Regions from separate parts of the Homo sapiens genome. Here region 1 is linked to region 2. Evidence: read pairs that join two places in POLR2A ChIA-PET (ENCODE). Cell type or tissue: MCF 10A. All regions are shown on one strand.

What was found. ChIA-PET counts read pairs that join two places held together with the same protein. Peaks named below come from ENCODE experiments on the same cell type or tissue, not always from the same donor. Only the 100,000 strongest peaks of a DNase experiment are listed, where the experiment ranks them.
Region 1: POLR2A ChIA-PET joins it to region 2 with 5 read pairs; 14 of 35 experiments call an interaction of 5 or more read pairs at or near these places.

Annotation. Positions count from the first base shown.
Region 1 is chr17:39,040,018-39,042,517 of GRCh38, forward strand. It overlaps the pseudogene LRRC37A11P. Among named protein-coding and RNA genes, the nearest start is that of LINC02079, 14 kb to the left of the region's middle. In MCF 10A, no CTCF peak of the experiment used is centred here; no DNase peak of the experiment used is centred here.
Region 2 is chr17:39,143,127-39,145,626 of GRCh38, forward strand. All of the region lies in intron 1 of PLXDC1 (plexin domain containing 1), which reads right to left. Among named protein-coding and RNA genes, the nearest start is that of PLXDC1, 7.3 kb to the right of the region's middle. In MCF 10A, no CTCF peak of the experiment used is centred here; a DNase peak (open chromatin) is centred at 1,525.

The sequences.
Region 1 (2,500 bases), 100 kb before region 2:
ACCTTCCCAAAAAAGATTTGGGTCCGGGCACGGTGGCTCACGCCTGTAATTTCAGCACTTTGGGAGGTCGAGGTGGGAGGATCACCTGAGGTCAGGAGTTTGAGACCAGCCTGGCCAACATGGTGAAACCCTGTCTCTACTAAAAATACAAAAATTAGCCAGGCATGGTGGCAGACGCCTGTAATCCCAGCTACTCGGGAGGCTGAGGCAGGAGAATCTCTTGAACCCGGGAGGCGGAGGTTGCAGGATCATGCCACTGCACTCCAGCCTAGGCGACAGAGCAAGACTCTGTCAAAAAAAAAAGAGAAAAGAAAGATTTGAAAAAGTTGCTTTAGTAGAATGAAAGGAATTAAAGTTAACTTCAGATTGTTGCCTAAAGGAGAAGAAAATATAGACTACCTACATTAATTTGAATATCATTAATCCAGAATTTTTTGATAATTTAATCTAAATTAAATTAACATTTATATATTAAATAATAAGCAGCTGAATTATATAAATAATATTATCAAGAATATTAAGCTACCAAAAGAATAGCCTGGTATTAAGGATTTCATTTCAGGAATTGTTATATTAAAACAGATGTTTAAAATGATGGTTAAGTGGTATAGCTAGAGTGTTTATAGTAAGTAAGCATATCAGAAATGCCCCTAACTCTTCACTAATTACAAAATAACTATGTCCTCAGCCCTGTTACCAAGGAAGGGATACCTGCATAGTATTTCTGTCTGTTTAGAGATAAGAAGATACTATGTTCATTGCTATGAAAGCTGGATTTTTATCCTTTGCCCATGGTTTAGAGGTGTGTATGTCATTAATCCTCATTAAGCTCATTAGTGATGCTTTTTTGCAGACAGATTCTTTCAAATGTAGAAGGCTTAAGGAAAGTGGGTGTAAAGACCCTCAGGTGGATGCCAAAGCGCTACAGAGGCCATGAAGTAATAAAACTATATTTCCTTTAAAATAGTCATTTTCCTTCTACTCACTGCCCCAGCTATTCATTTATTTTATAAATATGTGAGTTCATTTTATTTCCATGTGTCAGTTTTAAACATGGTGGGCAACGCAGATGAGCAAGAGCTAGTCCATGCTTTCAAGGAGTTTATGCTCAGAAGAAATGGGATGAAAAATAAGTACATTCAAAAGAAGAAATGGATGTGGGCACTAGGAGGGATACATTGTTTCTGGAGCATAGAAGAGAGGAGATTGACTTCAATTTGGACCCATGAAGATGTTACTAGAACAATGCCATTTGAATAGGACTTTGAAGGGCTGCTGCGTCACATCAGACAAACATGTTGGGGAAAAGATTCTAAACTTGCAAAAGGAAAATGGGAGAGGGGCAAATCACAGGAAAGTATTTGAGGAATACCATGAGTACCTGTAGAGTACAAGGAGGGAGAGTAGGAAATTGGAGCCAGATCTTCTAGGGCTTTGAATGTCAAGCTAAGGGGCCATCATACGGACCAGTGTTATCACAGCAGTGCTGTGAGATAGAGCTGCATCACAATCACTGGGAGGTCGCGTTAGAACTCAGTTCTGCACTCTACCCTCGCAGTTACTGATTCAGTTGGTCTAGAGTGGGACCAAAAATTTGCATCTTCAGTAATTTCCTAGGAGATGCTGATCTTTGCAAGCCACTTCTGGAGAGTTTATCTGATGACTGTGTGCAGGATGGTTTAGGAAGGGAGAGACTAGAGATGGAGACATCAGCCAGACAACGTTACACCATCCAGGTAAAGAGGGAGGGACAAGCTGACAAGCTGGAATCAATGGAAGTAAGAGTTAACTGGAGTCAAGAATGGGTGTTGACTACAACCGTTTTTATTTGAAAAATAAAAATCTAGTTCCATGTTGTTTTGTTGCCCCATCACTGTATAAGTGAAGAAATTGCTTTCATGGAATATTAAAGCAATATGAAACCAAAAAAGAATTTATATTAATATGACAGAAATTAATTATATTAATATGATTTGAATTAGTTCAAAGTTATGTATTAGTTAAAGGGGTAACTTCCTTTCAGATGATGTGAAAGGATGTCTTTTATTTCTTCTGATATTGAACTGGCTTAGGAAAACAGACCTAAACTAGGAAGGTGAGACTATTCCTTTTAATATCAGAAACTATATATAAGGATAAAAACTTTGAGCTTACAATCTAGGATTTGATGAGACTACAAAAGGTCATCTAATCAAGTCTACTGCTCTCAGGAAAAATTAATTCCAAAGTCTATCAAGATCTATAGTTGTATATTTTATTTATTAAAACTATGAAGGTGAGACTCTAGGAGAGGTACTGGCAGGGTTAGGGACTCTGGGAAGTTCAAATACAAGTCTAAAGATTTAGAGTTTAGACGAAAACCATGTATTCAATGTTACTCTAAACCCTTCCTATTTATTCCTACTAATTTGACATCTAATAACTAATCAAGGCAATATTTTCCTTTTACTTTTCCTAGAGATTTATCCTGCAATAAAATACAGCCTATTGAAAGACATAC
Region 2 (2,500 bases):
AACTCCTTCTCCAAATAAATAAATAAACAACACAAAAACCATCCTTTTCCACTTCAAAAAGATTTATGCCCCCCAAAGCTGTGGCTTTTATTGTCATTCTAATGGTCACACCTACTATGGATGTATATATGAGAACAGACCATCAGATAGGTGGATCTGACATTCCCCACCTATGACCCTCTTCCATTTCAGGCCCACCCTGTGTCAGATACCTGTCTCAACCTCTGCCTTCCCCCAGCCCACTCCCCAGAGCTCCTGGATGTGGCTCTCCCTCTCCTAGAGCACCTACGTGTGCGACTATGTGCCTATCTCCCTGGTAGATTTGAGTTCCCCCAGGATTCTCTCCACCTTCTTCAAATTTGGCATGTCCAGCAAACAGCAGGTGCTCCATCACTGCAGAATTGAGGACGCAGTGCATAGGGTAGCTCCTGGGAGCCAGCAAGGACAGAGGTTGAGACCAGGCTTGGCCAGGCCCAGGCCTGGGGCTGAGGCCAGAACTCCGCTGTGGGGCCCTGCTTTGTCATTAGACATTGTATCCAATTAAGTCATTCTTGGCTGCTGGCGCCTACTGGACCCTTGCCGGCCCCCTCTCACTTCTCTGCCCCTAATAGCAACCAGATGCTGCTGGAGCACGTGGGGAGGAGGGCAGTCCCCAGACCCCTTCCCCAAGATGCCCACTGGCTGCCCACAGATGGACATGAGTCCAGGGCTGGGAAGGCAGCCTGCCCACTGCCCAGGCCCAAGCCAGGGCTGTCTGGTCTCTCTTGGGTGGGGCCCACAGCTGCTTCTGGAGACAGAGCTGTTTGTGCTGGGCTGGTCTGCCCAGCTCCCCAGGTCTTCCTGCAAGCAGCCCTGGGGCCTGGGCAGGAGCCAGAACAGGATAGAGCGGGTAGTGAACAAGTGGAGGGGCTCAGCGGCCCAGAGAGGAGTGTTGGGGATCTTCAGGATTCACAAACCTGGAGCCGAGACAGGAGGCGGGATGGTGGAGGCCTGCAGCCCGGGGAAGGACAGGGAGGGGGCCCAGCTGGGGGTGGCCAGGGAAGAGACACTGGGTTGACCTCCACACCCAGTCTTGCCACTCACAAGTTATGGGACCTTAGCCCCATCAGTTTTCCTCTCTAATCCTCAGCTCCCTAGTGACTCAAATGGATTTGACGATGGTGCCCACAGTACAGGCTGCCATAAGCGTCAAGTGAGAAACACAAATGAGGTTTTATAGAGAGCTCAGGCCAGGGTAAGAGGTAAAGAGTCCATGAAAGAGGGCAGGGCGAGGGATGGAGAGGGAGCTTGACCAGGACCCTGGCCTACCCTGGCCTAGCCCTGAATCTTACTCTTCCAACCCATACTACATCTGTTTCCTGGCCACCCTTCCTTCCCTGTTGCCTGGGACAGGACGTCATCCCCACGACTCATGAAAGAAGCCAACACAGCTGGTTGCTCACGTGTATGTGCAGGGGCCCACGTGCCTGTGCACATGCCCACAAAGACTTTCCTGAAAGCCTCGGCCTTCCCGTATGTGCTCACACACAAGTTGGACACCTGCCCAACCCTCAGCCACTCCTCACCCCACCTGCCTTCCACTGGAGAGAGCTCCATTTTCCCTGGACCCGTTCCCCGCCTGCATGTGTTGCCAAGGAGCTTCCGGAACACAAGCTGTTCATTCATTGATTCACTCACTCATGGCCCCAAGTAGTGTGCAGTCCAGTGGGATGCCATAATAATCACCCTAGTAATAAAAATGATAGCTGACTTTCAGAGAATGCTGCTCTGTGCTAGCACTATTCCAGGGGCTTTAAACACATCCACCCCCTTAATCCCCACAATAATCCCATGAAATAGTTACTAGTTTAAAATCCATTTTACAAATGGAGAAACTGAGGCACAAAGACGTTAAGGAACCTCCCAAGGTCACAGAACCAGTCCATGGCAGGATCTGAACTCAGGCAGGCTGGCTCCAGAGCCTACTCAGAACCACAGAAAGTGCAGTAAAAAGTGACCGACAATCCCCACTGTTTCCCAGGGTGCAGGGGCAGCCCCGGGGTGGGGCTGGCATGTGGGCTAGGTTCTTGGAGGGCCCTACTCAGGCTGCCATTGGGCCTGAACCTGAGAGCTTCCCTGGGAGACTGTGTCCCCCAGCATGCAGGGTACAGCCCAGCAGTAGCGTCCCAGTCCCCTCAGCTGGCACTGGTCCCATTTCAGGGCAAGGGGGAATGGGGCTGACCTCAGGAGGCCAGGTTGTGCGGCCCCAGAGCCTGGGCCAAGCCATCCTCATCTCACCCAACACCCAAACTTGGCATCCCAGCCCTGGGCCACCCCATAGCTCAGGTTACCACAGCCTCTATCCTGGGTCAGCCTCCACCCTTAATGCCCTAGAGCTAATCTCCCCCACCATAGCCAGGACAAGCCACCTAGAGGGTGAACTTGATTCCATCTCTCTCCGGCTTCCAGCTCACCTGTCCCTGGCTCATCCTGTCCCACAGGCTGAGAAAAAGAGGAGAAG